Linked DNA regions of Homo sapiens: all the other regions are linked to region 2. A link is a contact called in ENCODE Hi-C or POLR2A ChIA-PET data. All regions are on one chromosome and are shown on one strand. The core of a region is the stretch at or near the end of the contact, and the rest is flanking DNA. Distances in the headings are between cores, read along the strand shown. Region 1 overlaps LOC112267957 (a long non-coding RNA gene). Region 2 overlaps TRERF1 (transcriptional regulating factor 1). Region 3 holds the start of FOXP4 (forkhead box P4). Region 4 holds the start of PRICKLE4 (prickle planar cell polarity protein 4). Region 5 holds the start of SRF (serum response factor).

Region 1 (2,700 bases), core at 30-2,529, 900 kb after region 2:
GGGCCCAGGGCAGTTTGGCAGGCTCTTACCAGTTCAGATTTTATTGCAAATGAAATGGCAAAGGCAGGGGTCCCAGGGTCCCTCCCAAGGCAGGTCCCTGAGTGCACATGTTTGTTGAGAGAGAAAGGGAACATCTAAACGATGAAAGCAGTCTCCTAGGAGCTGGGATTCTCTGTGAGGGATGCACAGTCCCACTTAGTGAGGTGAGAGGCAGGGGTTCTCCCTGCTAATCTCAACTAAGGGAGCCGTAGACTGGTCCAGGCTTCCCGCTCCCATTCATCTCTATTCACCAACTCCCCCCTCCCCACTCCCTGCCTCCTCACCCCACCCCCTGCTTCCCACTTTTTCTCCGTACTCCCCATCTGGCCTTCCAGGTGCTAAGTGGCCTTTGCGTCCCCATCTGACTTAGGTCAGGGTCTCAGGAGTTCTGGGTCTGGGTGTTTGGGCTCTGTGGACAGTCAACACGGCAAAGGCAGCCCGGGGGCACAATCCAGACGTGACCCCAAGCCTTCTGGGCCAGCCTGAGCCCTGGTCAAGGAGCAGAGCCCTATCCCCTATCTGGCACCCAGCACCTCCACCCAGTCCCACCCCTATCTGTCTCTCTTGAGGCTACAGCTCCTCCTTTATCCCCAGTGCAGGCTGGACATTCTTAGGACAGACGTCTGAGCCCTAGGAGAGACCAAAGAGACTCATTAGGCAATCAATCAAGCAGTCAATCAGTCAATCAACCAGCAAGGCAGGGACCAAGCTCCAACTGAGAAGAGATTCACTAATTTGGAAATGTGTGGATGTTTAATCAAAATGAAGAAACTGCCCTGCTTCAGAAGAAAAGAGTGTCCTTCCAGCGACCGTTTGGTGGCTTTTGTGTTTTTTCTGTGGGGGAGGGGCAGGAGGCAGGCTCTTACTTGATTATCTGTGGGTGGGGGCTAGTAAATGAGTGGGAAGTTGGGGGTGCGGGGTCTCTGTCTTCCCCCGCATCCATAACTCCAATCCAATCCACATTTGGGTTGGGTTTCTTCCAACCCAAATGGTGGGTGCCGTCCACAGGTTAGGCCTCAGTGTTGACAGCAGCAGGGGTCTGCCCGGCGCTTCCTACCCCACCTCCACAACTCCATCCCTTGGCCTCTCTCTCTTCCCTCTATTCTCCCAGCGTCCCTCCAGCTCACAGTGGCTTTGGCATGGGCTAGAGTAGGAGGGGACGGTGAGATCATCAAAGTCCCTTGGGGCCCAGGAAGTCCCAACGGTGGCCAGCGCCTGAAGGCAGAGTAAGGACCCAGGGTGCCCAGGAGTTCCACCCGGAGCCTTTCTTGGATTCAAGCCTGAGCCGCAACCCCCACTTTCTGGCACAAAGCTGGAGGCGGCGCCTCCCTAAAAGCGCGCCCCGAAGCCTCGCGGGGTGTCCTTCCGGCTCCTCCGCTTGAGTCAGCCCAGCTGCGGATTCACCCCACCTAGGCCTGGCAGCCGACCCCTCCTCTCCCCTCCCCCGTCTCTCTTCAGTCCTCTCCTTCCCTCCCACTGCGCGTTAGCGCTCCCTTCGCGTTTTTCCGACGGTCCCGCGGGTCCCGCCGAGTGACTAATCCAGCAGGTTGAGCAACTAGCCGGCGCTGGCGCCCCGGAGACGGCGGGTCATCCCCCTCGGCGCTGCGCAGTGCCCGGGCCTTGAACTTCCCCGGCCCCCGCGCTGGCCCAGATGGCTCCCGCCGTCCAGTCCGGCTTAGCAGCTCGCTCCGGGTGCCTAGGACGCGCGGCCCGGCCCTGGCCGTCCCTGAGGGCGCGGGTGGGGCGGGGCGCTCGGGGACCACCAGACTCTCCAGGGTGGGAAAGGAAGGTGTCTCCTCTTCCCGAGCTCGAGCAGGGAGACTGCGTGGGGAGCGGCGCCCCGAGAAGGCGAGGACCAATGCAATGCCTGGCCCTCACCGCCTTCTCAGCTCAGTGTCTTTGCACGTTCTGGAAGGTCGGGTGTGTTTGAAGAATGTTTGAAGAATGCAGTCTGCACCTCCGGCTGGGGCTGTTGAGGGTGCCCAGAGGCACTCGCCCCAGAAACGTGCGCGCGCTCACACACACACACACGCGCGCGCGCGCGCGCGCACACACACACACACACACCCCTCTTCCTCAGGCCGCCGCTCACTCTTGGGGATCTCACTTTTCTTCTCGCTCAGGGACTCCTACGGTTGCCCCTCTTCGCCGCCCTTCGCACCACCCCCTTCCTTGCCTCTTCCCCACCTTTCTCACTGTCAGCGCCTACCGCTTTGTCTGTCTGTCTGTCTCTGACCGGCTCTCTCACTCACTCGGGATGTTTATCTAATTGTTTCCCCGAGCTCCGAGGCAGGCTCTCCTGCCGTCAAACTCTGCCATCCCCACTCTGCCTGTGTAATTTAAAGCTGTAGTTAAATTATGACTTCTCCGGACCTGTTGTGGCACCTACGCCTAAGCCTAATTAAATGATCACATCCATTCTGAAGGCAGCTCTCTTCTCCCCTCCAACGTTAATTACAACATAAGAGGCTTTAATGGCCCGCCTCACCTCCAGCTCCTGGAAAGAAAGGTCAGGCGATTAATTTTCGTCATTAATCTTTTCCCAATGTGGACACTGTGCTGTCACCGGAGCCTATTAAGCCCCCTTTGGCCCCCCTTCCAGCCTCCCTCACCCCTCACCCCCTCCTCCCTGAGTGACTGCAGAGAAGGAAAATGTTTAAG
Region 2 (2,785 bases), core at 127-2,626:
GATCCCAGCCTTCTTATCTGCAGATAAGCAGTTCTCAACCCTGTAGGCACATTAAAATCACTGGGAAACTTATAAAAGGAAACAGTTGATGTCAGAGCCCCACTCCAGACTGAATGTGTCAGAATCTTGGGGAGCCTGGGAATTTTTTTCAGAAATGCAGCTAACATTGGGAACCCCTGGATTCGGGTCATCTTAATTGCTCATTTTAGCCCTAAAATGTTACTATTCTCTGTATTGTATCATATAATTTCATTCCTTTCAGATACTGTGCACAAATGTCATAAACTTCTTACATACCAAGAAGTCATTTTTTAACTAAAAAACTCCCCATAATTCTCATTAGGCCTGTGATATAATGCCTATGTCCTGCAATCAATAAATTAGAATCATAAATGTAGTAAAACATCAAATAATTACTTTTTTGACCCAGAAGTCCAAAGCGTGGACTTTAATCTTTAATTTCTCATTCCCTCATTTTGAAAAAACTACTGCCTGGAGTCCTGGGGCCATCTCTATTTGTAAAGAAGACGCTGAAACATTGAGACATTACTGGAAGTGTCTTTGCTAGAAGAATTGTGTATACCGTAAGTTCCAAATTAGGAGGTCCAGTTTGGGGAAGCTTTATCGGATCTAAATTCTACATGGAGTGGGAGGTGTTTAGAGTCTTGGTGCTTGCTGTTTTATCTTTACCATTGAAGTTCTTGGTTTTGTCTCTTCCTAAATGAGTCATTTTTTTAAAAAGGAACCTAACTTGGGGGGGCGAGGAAACCACTGCGGGAGGTGCTGTGTGGGGGCGCCGAGGAGCCAACCATCAGGAGACTGAGTTTACAGCTGGGCCCTCCACTCAGGAGGGGTAGAGGGACCTGTCCTTGCTGAGGGTGACTCAGAGACAAGTGGGACATAACCTGGTTGGGGAGGTACAATAGGAAGGTATTGATGTTGTGTATTAATCTACCGAGTATTTACTGGAGCACAGCCACCAAGTATACTGCCTGGATGCAGGGCCCATTCCACGGGCACTTGGGAGATTGTGAACAATCTCCCAAGTTTGTCCTCTACTTGAGATGAGACACAGATTGTGTCCACATTTGCCTGCACTTTCAGATAAGTGAACTGAAGTTATCGAGCCCCATACTGGTGTGAGCAATGCAAGTAAAAATGTTAGGGCCAGGCAGGGTGTCAAAGTGGAAGGAGATGGCAGCTGAGGACCCCATTGTGGAATGCTAAAGGGCCCGATGATACAGACGCTGGCCGGGCAGCCAGATGGAGATCAGATCGGGGATGGGAGCTCTGCGGGACCTCTGTGTGTCACTTCCCCTTTCTGTGCTAAGATCTCCCAGCTGAAAAATGGTCCCCTGCTATACACCTCAGTCACCAGGCCCCTGCCAGCTGTTGGGAGTACCTGATGTCCTAGATGCCTGAGTGGGTAGGGGTGGGAGAGAGAGCAGGAGGGGGTGAGCAGAGCCTGGCTTTGGAAACCAGAGCAGCTCCACACATTTTGGCCCAAATCCCTCCCATGCTTGGGGTGAGGAGAAGCCCAGGGTAAGGGTGCCTCCCTACAGCCAGGAAGATCTTGGTGCGGTGGGAGTGTTGGCTCTGCACGCCTCTCCTCCACACAGAGCCCCCAGCAGGGCCGGATTTCATCTTTTCTCAGTGGCGTGCAGCCTCTTGCCATTGTGCATGCGTGTTTTCTAAGTTTGTCACAAACTTCCTGTTTAGGTACAATCAGAGGCTCGGAGCTTTGTGTGTTTTGAAACCCGGGCATTCACCGAGGTCCGGTGCTTCTCTCTTACCAGCAGTGGGGTGGCCTGTTTGTTTCTTTGCGGACTTCTGCCATCCTTCTTTGCAAACCTTCTTGCTGGGAAATGCTCTGTGGCCTCTGTGCTTGTTTCTGTTAGTAAGAGTGGAGAGAGCTGTGAGGTCTGAAGGCTGGAAAGGGGGAGGGGAGCAACACTGAGTGTGCCCCTTATGTAAGGCCAGGCCTGTGCTAGATATTATACTTCTATACACTTAATTTTATTTAGGCCTCACAGTCACTCATGCAGAGCCAGCCTCCAAGAGGTGAAGGCTGACCTGGCTGACGAGGTCAGGATTTGATCGCAGGCCTGACTCCAGTGCTCCTGTGACTTCAGCTAAGTCCTGAGGAGTACAATGCCCCTTTGGTTGCCCCTGGTTTGGGCAGATCCTGATTTCTTATGGGGCATCTTGGTGACAGCATCCCCTTGAAACCTGTGGTTTTCTCTCAGCCCCATGTTACCCAGATCTGCCTGTCTGCCTGGGGTGATCAGATGGCCCTTGAGTGTTTTGCTGATTTTCACCTTTCCCAGGCATCTCCCTCTTGTGGCTCTGGGAATCCCAGAATTGTTAGATGGTGGTCCATAGCTGGTGATCGAAGTGGATCAGTCCAGCTCCTCATTTCCCAAAATAGAATATTCTTTTTCCTGCTTCTGGTTGCCCAGTCCTGACTGTTCTGCCAGTCACCATGAGCTTCTCCACACAGCTGGATTTCTCACATTTCAAGCTCTCCCTTGAAGAAGGAAGAAGAGAGTATATCTATCTATGTCTACAAAAGCATGTGAAAGGGTGGTAAAGGAAGGACACCAAGACCTTGAATATGCAGGTGCAGGAAGAGGAGGGAGGAGCCAAACCCAGCCATCCTCCTCCCCGTTAGAGTGGATGTTAGGAGGTGCCGGACTCTGGTGCCTCCTGCACAGGAAGAATAGGTATGCCTCCCAGCTTCAAGAAGGCCCTGTGTCTCTTCACTTGGCCATCTTGGTTCTCCTAC
Region 3 (2,700 bases), core at 145-2,644, 820 kb after region 2:
TGCTCGGTCACTCCGGGCTCCTTCCCTGGTGGCCTCCGGGCCCCCGTGGCCGCCCTCTCTTCCCCCCTTAAGTGGTGAAGCGGGAGCTCTCTCCACAGCGGGTGAGTAGAGGTGTCAGCCAGATCGTTTCCCCACCCTCCACCTCCGGCGCACAAATCACAGGGGCCATTTCCAGACGCTCTCAAGTCCCCAAGAAGTTTTCCGCTCTATCCCCGAGCTGACCGAGCGATGGAAAAGGGGCTGACTGGCCCTGGCACTTCCGAGGTGCGACCTCAGCAAGACAAGTCCCCTCTTCACCAGAGACGACACGGCGGGTAGGACCGCGATCCCCCGCTCTCTTGCCCCCATTTTCATCTGTCTCCGGCGCGTCCTGGGGAGTCCGGTACCGACTAGAGTTGGGGGGAGCCACTTCCCTTCCCAGCTCTGGAAAGTCTGGGCCGGGAAGTATTCTTTGTCTGACTCGGGGCGGGGAGGGGGTCGCGCCCCCGTACACCCCATTCCCAGAGGCCCGGCGGGGAGGGGGCGGGGCCCAGATTCTTGGGGAAGGGCGGGCCTCGGTGGCCTCTCCGGCCGCCCCCCTCCCCGCCCCGGCCTCCGGCTGCCCCCACTCCCGCCGCGCCACAGCCCCCACCTGTTCCCGAGGCAGCTCCGGCCCGCTGGGGCCCGGGCCAGGGGCGGAATGTCGCGGCTGCGCGGGGTCAGTGCGCCACGGCCGGCCCTGGCTGGAACAAAGTGCGCCGGCCCGGGCCCGGCTCCTCCTGGCGCCCGGCGCCCAGCGCGTCTCGGGCGGGCAGTTTGCAAACACAAAGTGAGCCAGCGAGCGGGCGAGAGAGTGCGCGAGCGAGGGAGTTGGTCTGGTCGCCCGCCCAGCCCCCACCCACGTCCCTGGGCCCGACCCGCCACCTACCTGTCCCGCCCGGCCGCTCCGTGCGGGCTCCGGCCCGTCAGCCCGCGCGGGGCATGGGGCTCGCTCCGGTCGCAGCCCGGGCCCGCCGCCGCCCGCCGGGGCTGCCCTTCCGCGCCGCCCCGCGTCGCGCAGCTCCCGGGCGTCCTCCCAGCGCGCCGGGCCGACCGCCGCGCGCCTCAACCCCGCCGGGGCATGGCACTTTGTGGGCTGCTTGGCTCGCTCCGGCTCCGCTCTTCCTTCCCGGTCCTTCCGCGACGCTCGTCAGCTCGCTCCGGCTCCCGGGCTCCCGGACCCCGGCGTCCCCGCCCCCGGCCCAGCCCTGGTTCCGGCCCGGGCTCCTCCCCGCCGCGCCGCCGCCGCCTGCGCCGCGCCCTCCTCGCGGGCTGGGGGCTCCGTCCCGGCCGCCGGCCGCCGGCCGCACTGTCCGGTCCGCAGGGACGGCGGGCTCCGGACTCCGAGGGGCTGCGACTGAGCCTGGGCTGCGAGTGGCTGCGAGCGGGCGGCGCGCGGGCGGGGCGGGAGGGGGCGGGGGAGGAGGAGGGTGGAGAGGGAAGGAGGGAGCGCGCGGAGAGCGAGGGAGGAGGGAGCGAGAGAGCAAGCGGCGGAGGGAGGGGAGACCAACTTCTAGTGCTACCATAATTCGCCTAAAGCAGGTGCAGCAACTTTCACCCCGCCTGGCAGCCCGCTGAGAGCGAGAGAAAACCACGTGCACCAAACTTTAGGGGAGGAAAAATGGGAACGTGGGGAGAAGACGTGAGGCGGCAGATCTGAAAAAGATGGTAGGTGGAGGGACCCCAGGGATTCACCCTGGCCTCGGACTAATCCTATGGGGCGCTTGCAAACCCCGGCCATCCCCTGGAGTCTGAAGGTACGGCCAAGTCCTGATCCCACACGGTTCACTGGTTCCCGGCGGGCTGCGCTCGGCGCGGGGAGTGGCCGGGGGCCCAGAGACGGAGCCAGTGTCAGGCCCGGGCCCTGTCTGGCCTCCCTCCTGCTCCCCACTGCGTGGGGGCTGGGGGTGGGCTTCCTGAGCCGAGGGTAGAAGGTGGGGAGGCCCCTTCAGGGCTTTGTGAACGGTCACCCCCTGGCGCGCACTGCCTCCCTCTGCGGAAAGGGAATTTCCCGTAAAGTGCTCTGCGAACCAGTGAAGAAGGGGCCCAAGGCCAGAGCCATGCGGGCAAAGTGAAGTGCAAAGTTGAGGCAATTATCCGGACAAATTAGATTGTAAACAAAACCCCGCGTCTCTGAACATCGCTTTTGCCCAGGGGGACTGGAGGGATTGTGGTGGTGGCGGCGATGGTGTGTTTGGGTTGGGAGGGGGAGGTCTGGGTGAGGAAATGCCCACGGCCCAAGGGGGAGGGCTGTGTTGTTAGCAGACGCACCACTCAGAGTCCCGTGGAAATCTCAATACCCGTCCCCCTCCCCGCCCCACACACGCCGGAAACATCTCCCATCTGTCTGCATGTGTTGGGGGTGGGGAGAAGTGAAGGAGGCCTCAGGGGTCCTCATGAAGTACCCCAACCCAGCTCAGTGATGCCGGGTCCCCATGACCAAGGGAGGATCCTGTTGTGGGATCAGGACAAGAAGACAGTGGCTCTTGAAGCCTCTCCTGGCCCTAAATCCTCAGGCAGGTGGACAAGAGGCTGGCATAGTATGTGAGCCCCTGTGGAGTGGGAGCTGGAAGCCTGAGGTGTGGGGTCGGAGCTGCAAGGATTGATGCTTAGTTGCCTGGGGGGAGGGGATTTCTTGGCCGTTCCAGTGGTCCTTGAAAGAAAAGGGGACCTCAGAGAGGA
Region 4 (2,700 bases), core at 188-2,687, 590 kb after region 2:
GTGCCTGTAATCCCAGCTACTCCAGAGGCTGAGGCAGGAGAATCGCTCCAACCTACCTGGAAGGCAGAGGTGGCAGTGAGCTGAGATCATGCCACTGCACTCCAGCCTGGGCAACAGAGTGAGACTCCGTCTCAAAAAAAAAAAAAAAAAAGCGACTATTAATGTAGAGAAGAGATGAGCCCCGCCCTCAAGGAGCTCATAGTGGGTAAGACAAAGATGAAACCAGGTAGAATGGGATCAATCAGAGCTCGGGACAGACATACAAAAACCCTGGAGAAAAAAATAACCAGAGCAAACTTTTTAATAATATTTACTCTGTGCCAAGGACTCTTCTAGAATATTACATAATATAGTCCATCCTCACAATAATCTTATGAGGTAATCTCTTTCATTCCACTTGACAGTTGAAACAAGTTAATTAACTTGCCCAAGATCATACCAGAGGCTAAGGGAAGCCTTAGGGGGACCTGGCTTCTGAGAGCTGGGATAGATTCTGAAAGTAGCTGGGCACAGGAGGGTCATCATCAAATCCCTGGCCTCTAAGACTGGGCCAGGGATTCGTACTGGGGTTGAGGTGAGGGTTTGGACTGTAACAGTTAATATTGCTTCCCAGCACTGAACCCTCCTCAGCACCGCCCCTCCACTCCCACTTCAAATGTCCTGTGCCACCCTTCCCTCCTTCCTGGCTTCACACCCACCTGCTTCCTTCCTCTTCTGTCCTTCAGGTCAGGTTTCCTGTGGAAGGTGGCCAGGATGGGCTGTTCACACCAGGAGTAGCCACTAACAGCACTGCCCCTGCTCCAGGCAGCAAGAAAGGAGGGGGCGTCTGGGGCCCCAGGAGGGGACTTGCACCCTCTTCCATTTTGGCTCTAGTTTGCATAGAATTGTCCAACACAGAAACAACACTCAGAAATCAGGCCTCTATTCCTCACCCTTCCAATCTCCCCAAAGGCAGCCAAACTCCACCTCCACCTAGCACTGGAACACCCTTACTAACAGGCCAGCTGGATTCCTTCCATAATTCCCTTCCCCCTCCCACCTCAGATAAGGGACAGAGCTGAACCCCTTGTCTTGCCTCCGTGCAGAGCCTCCGTGCAAGAGGGCTCAGGAGCTGGACATCCCCAACACCCGCTGCCCTGAAGGGCAGAGCCCGAGAGGACTTAGGGCTTGGGGAGGTGGAGGGATGGGAAGATTTCTGGGGACAGTGGGAGGGAGAAGGAAGGGGAGTGCCCAGTCCCGCCAACTGCCCTCTCGATAGATCCCCAGAGTTTTTCTGGAACTTGGCGGGCCCGCCTCCGGGGCTGGGACGCGGTGTTTCCCGAGTCCGCTGGGGTTCCCGGTCTGGCTGCTGGGATTTTAGGGGAGGGGACCAGGACTCCGCTGGGGTCTCACCCTCGCTGTGCGTCGCTGTCCGGGCAGTTCTGGACCGACTCTGCCGTCAGGCCCCTCACCCGGTCCCCACCCCAAGGCTTCAGCGCCCGCCCCCGTCCGCCCCCGCCCGCCCTAATAGCGCGGCCCTTCCTCTCCCACGCCCCAGCGGCCCCCGCCCGCCCCTCCCCGGCTGGTGGAGAGGGGCGGCTCAGGGAGGGGCCTGGAGCTGCAGATTGGGGGGAGGAAAAAAAAAAGGAAAACAAAACCACATTTATGGGATCTCAGGGTGGAAATGTGCGGGCTCCATGGCCTCTGCCATGCAGGTGCAAGGGCTCTCTGGCTCGGACTGCGCCCGGCAGGCATCCAGCAGACGCCGGGAGCCGCGTTTACGCTGGGTTTTCAACCATTCGCTGAATGGAAACGCCTCGCCGGGCCCGCAGCCCTGTCTCTCCGCAGTTCCCAGGTCTCCCCAAACTCTCCCTGTGGTCTCCCAGCCCCGCTCCTCCGCGTGTTTCCCTTCAGTTCTCTCCCCCTTGTCCCCAGTGGTCCCCCTGGCCCCTTCCCCTCCCCTCAACCCTCTTCCAGGTTCCATCGTCTTGCCCTTCTCCTTTCAGGTCCCTTCAGACCCTCTCCCCTTCCCTTCGTTTCTCGCCCAACCCTCCGTCCCCTTTCCGCTCCCCGGACCACCCCCAACTTTGGTGTCCTCAGCCCCGCCTCCGCGCCCCGCCTCCGCCGCAGGCTCCGCCCTGTCCCCTCCGGGCTTGCTCAGCCCCTGGCCAGGAGCGCCCTCTGGCGTCTGCGCATGCTCACTGCTCCCGACTGCAAAGTCCTCCAAAGGGACCTTCTAGGCTGCGTGCCGGTCGCCCCCGCTCGGGTCCGCCAGCCCGCAGCGTCTCGTTGGTGCTGCCGGTGACCTCCGACCCCGCGGCCGCGGGGCGGGGCGGGGCGGGGAGGCCTTAGCTCCGGGCGGGCGGCGGCTGCTGCAGCGGGACCCGGGAGCGGGGCCCGGCGCCGCCCGGGCCGCGGGGCGATGTGAGTCGGGGCGCGGCGGGGCGGGGACGAGGCGGCTTCACCGAGGCCGCGCCGCGCCGCGCCGCGCCGCGCCGCAGTCTCCACTCCCTCCCTAGGAAGCCCCGGGCGGGCGGGCAGGCGGCGGAGCACCGGGGCTGGGGGCGGGGATCCGGGGACAGCGCGCACCCAGACCTCCTCATTCCTTACGGGCATGTAGAAATTCCCCTTGACAGTCCTGTAGCCTGTCCTGCAGCCTCTGGCTCCCCCAACCCACCTCTACCCTCTCCGCCCTGGACACATCATCGCATCTCCTGGAGC
Region 5 (2,783 bases), core at 74-2,573, 800 kb before region 2:
CTCACCTCCATACCTTCTCGTTTGCTCCCTGCTTTTCCGGCGCCCTCGTCCGAACACCGGAGTGCACTGGACCTACTGATCCCGGGTTCTCATTATCCACCTCCCCGGCAGCCTCGTAGCCTCCCATCACCGCTCCTCACCCCTTCACTCAGCAAGGGCCCTCTTCCTCTCTGGCGCCGGTCACTCCCACCTCTGCGCCTTTCCCCACGGTTGCGAGCGTTCGCGGGATCTCCCCTCTCCCCACATTTCCCCGGCGGCCCCTCCCCTTCGGCCCTCCCCGGGCAGGAGCCATCCCCTCCCACACACCTCCTGCGGACTCGCAGCCTCTCACCTCCGCCTCGGCTCTGCGGTCCTCCCGGGCTCCCTTTGCACATCCCCACCCCAACCGGGCCCCGGGGCCGGCCAGCCCCCCGGCTTGGTACCTTCTTCATGATGCCCGTCTTCCTCTTGCTGAAGGTCGTGTAGCGCCGCAGCTTGTTGTCGATGAACTCCATCTTGATCTTCACGCGGCCCCGGGTCTTCTTACCCGGCTTGGCCCCGCTCACCGCGCCGCTCACCGGCCCGTAGCCCCCGGTGGCCGCTGCCGACGCCTCGGGCCCACCGACCACCATACCGATCTCCATCTCGCTCAGGCTCCGCTTCAGGCCGCGCCGCTCGGCGCCCAGCTCCTCCTCCTCGCCCGACTCCGAGTCGCCCTCGCTGCCGCTGTAGAGGGCCCCCGCGGTGGGCGCCGGGGTGGTTGCCGCCGCTGCCGCAGCCTCCCGCTCCAGGCGGCCGGGCCCGAGCCCCGCGCCATTCCCGGGGACCCGGCCCCCGTTAGCCCCGCGTGTCCCGCCGCCGCCGCCCGGCCGCCCCGTCGGGGTCCGGTTCAGGCTGCCCCCCAGGGCCGAGCCCCGGCCCAGAGCCGCCGCGGCCCCAGCTTGGGTCGGTAACATGGCGCTCGATGCAGGAGGGCGGACGGGCAGTCAGCGAGGAATCGGAGCCGCCGCAGCCGCCGCCATCGGCTTCCCGGCTCAACCCGGCACTCCCGCTGCTGCTAGTGCCGCTATCGCTGCCGCGGCCGCCGCTGCGAACCCGGGGCCCCTGCACGCCCGGGCCGACCTGGGCCCTCACTTTCCTGCCCCTGTGGCCCGGGTTGCCCCAGGCCGCGCGCAGCGCCCCCTGTCCGTCTGCTAGGGCGGCGCGCCGGGCGGCCGTCAGCGTCCCCCGGGGGGCAGGGGCTGCTGGCCGCGGCCGAGACGGCGGGTGGAGGGGGCCGGGACCACGCGCTGGCGGCGGAGGGATCCCCCGACCCTTCCCCCCATATAAAGAGATACAATGTTTCCTTTTATGGCGAGGCCGCTCCTTATATGGTGAGCCCCAGCGCCCCCGCCCCATTGGTCCGTGGTTCCGGCACCTCCGCTCCCCATTGGCCCACAAGAGGGCGCTTATTTGCATAGACATACCGAACTCGTTGCTGTCATCTCGCGTCAGACCGCGACTCTGAGAGGGGTGGAGCCGACGCCTCTTAAAGGAACCGGAGAGCAGGCACGATTCCGCCTCCCTGAACCCGAGAATGATAGAACGGTTTGGGAGGCACCCGCGGAGAAGGAGGCTGGGACTGGAGCGCAGTCTTGCGGAAGAGAGGGAGCAGCACTAGTAAATGGGCACCGGGACCGCTGGAGGCAAACACTGGGGAAACCCCTGGGTGGATTGTGGGGTTTGCAGTAAATAAAAAAATACAGCCCAAATTCCAAGGGAGGAGTGCAGGGATTGATTGGAGCATTTCCTCACGCCTTCCTAAGGGAGGCACAGTTATTGGCTGAGCGGAGAGAGCTTGGGTCCCCGCCCGGTGTCCAGACTCGTCGCGCCCCAGCCTCTCAGCTCTAACTTTTCCCCTACCCCCAACTTCCCTTCCCTTTCCCTCGCTTTTGTAGGCGACGAAACTTTCCCACCGGGCTGGCTCGAGGATCTTCATTCATCATCCTCTGCACTGGGGGGTCTTTGGCAGACATACATCTGGAAAAGGCTGGTGGAGGGGAGGGCGAGAGAGAGAGATCGGCCTCCCAGTCCTGAGGCGGGCAGGGAGGAGAGACGGAGATCAGGGAGGAGAGATGGAGATCAGTGAAGACTTCCAGCTGCAGGCTGGACTTGGGGAGGAGGACGTCCCGAGGATAAAGCCCACCCTACAGCCAGTGCAAAGACTTGGGAAAGTGTGGCCCGACAGAAAGTTTAAGCCCAAGCAAGCACGCTCGCGCACACACACGCACATACACACACTTCTCTGGAAAGCCCGTTGGAGAAAAAAAAAAAAGTTTCACACAGGGTATCGCTCTGTCGCCCAACCTGGAGTGCAGTGGCGGGATCTGAGCTCATTGCAACCTCTGCCTCCCGGGTTCAAGCGATTCTCCCACCTCCGCCTCTCACGTAGCTGGAACTACAGGTGCGCGCCACCACTCTGGCCTAATTTTTGTATTTTTTGTAGAGATGGGGTTTTGCCATGTTGCCCAGACTGGTTTCGAACTCCTGGCCTCAAGCGATCCTTCCCCCTCGGCTTCCCAAAGTGCTGGGATTATAGGCATGAACCACCGTGCCCAGCAGAAAAAAAAAAAAAAAAAAAAAAAAACTTAAAAGATTAGAACTGGGGTGCTGCAAAGTGAGGTTCAAGCTCTGGGTCTGGGTCTTTTCTCCAAAGCAGTGAAAATAGCTTGGACTTTGCTGTTACAGAATTATTTAAATCTGGAATCTGCCTCTTGGTAAGCCCTGTGCCTGGAAACAAGTGACAAGTGATCTGATCTCTCCAG

The links. Hi-C counts contacts between places; a loop is a spot of excess contacts on that map. ChIA-PET counts read pairs that join two places held with the same protein, here RNA polymerase II (POLR2A). Pooled maps may share reads with other maps.
Region 1: POLR2A ChIA-PET joins it to region 2 with 16 read pairs in PC-3. The contact joins two enhancer-like sites. POLR2A ChIA-PET finds 5 or more read pairs at or near these places in 2 of 52 experiments (PC-3 and WTC11).
Region 3: a loop to region 2 is called in a pooled map, with 4 times the contacts of the local background. The contact joins the promoter of FOXP4 here to the enhancer-like site in region 2. A Hi-C loop is called at or near these places in 2 of 50 pooled maps. POLR2A ChIA-PET finds 5 or more read pairs at or near these places in 2 of 52 experiments (CD4-positive, alpha-beta T cell and activated CD4-positive, alpha-beta T cell).
Region 4: a pooled map shows a loop between it and region 2 (5-fold over the local background). The contact joins the promoter of PRICKLE4 here to the enhancer-like site in region 2. A Hi-C loop is called at or near these places in 1 of 37 single-sample maps with no recorded cell type and 4 of 50 pooled maps. POLR2A ChIA-PET finds 5 or more read pairs at or near these places in 1 of 52 experiments (activated B cell).
Region 5: a loop to region 2 is called in a pooled map, with 6 times the contacts of the local background. The contact joins the promoter of SRF here to the enhancer-like site in region 2. A Hi-C loop is called at or near these places in 1 of 37 single-sample maps with no recorded cell type and 3 of 50 pooled maps. POLR2A ChIA-PET finds 5 or more read pairs at or near these places in 1 of 52 experiments (activated T-cell).

The regions. Positions count from the first base shown.
Region 1 is chr6:41,469,515-41,472,214 of GRCh38, reverse strand. All of the region lies in intron 2 of LOC112267957 (a long non-coding RNA gene), which reads left to right. Among named protein-coding and RNA genes, the nearest start is that of LINC01276, 32 kb to the left of the region's middle. RefSeq lists an enhancer at 1,290-1,941. Within about 2 kb of position 1,279, at least 5 of the 41 ENCODE cell types and tissues checked have a DNase peak (open chromatin) inside an H3K27ac peak, as active enhancers do.
Region 2 is chr6:42,366,367-42,369,151 of GRCh38, reverse strand. All of the region lies in intron 2 of TRERF1 (transcriptional regulating factor 1), which reads left to right. Among named protein-coding and RNA genes, the nearest start is that of TRERF1, 84 kb to the left of the region's middle. RefSeq lists an enhancer at 1,087-1,176. Within about 2 kb of position 1,376, at least 16 of the 41 ENCODE cell types and tissues checked have a DNase peak (open chromatin) inside an H3K27ac peak, as active enhancers do; they include CD4-positive, alpha-beta T cell, where a contact is called at or near this core.
Region 3 is chr6:41,545,075-41,547,774 of GRCh38, reverse strand. FOXP4 (forkhead box P4) reads right to left here and starts at 1,394. Exons shown (of 17, transcript NM_001012426.2): 1 at 908-1,394. The region is part of intron 1 of FOXP4-AS1 (FOXP4 antisense RNA 1); the gene reads left to right. RefSeq lists silencers at 78-227, 518-697, 768-1,447, 1,778-2,047 and an enhancer at 1,598-1,707.
Region 4 is chr6:41,779,519-41,782,218 of GRCh38, reverse strand. PRICKLE4 (prickle planar cell polarity protein 4) reads right to left here and starts at 1,437. Exons shown (of 8, transcript NM_013397.6): 1 at 1,393-1,437; 2 at 699-869. It overlaps FRS3 (fibroblast growth factor receptor substrate 3), which reads left to right and starts at 2,319. Exons shown (of 7, transcript NM_006653.5): 1 at 2,319-2,403. RefSeq lists silencers at 1,654-1,723, 2,004-2,413, 2,444-2,593.
Region 5 is chr6:43,169,809-43,172,591 of GRCh38, reverse strand. SRF (serum response factor) reads right to left here and starts at 1,323. Exons shown (of 7, transcript NM_003131.4): 1 at 423-1,323. The coding sequence starts at 935. RefSeq lists enhancers at 1-104, 1-363, 1,390-2,119 and a silencer at 835-1,414.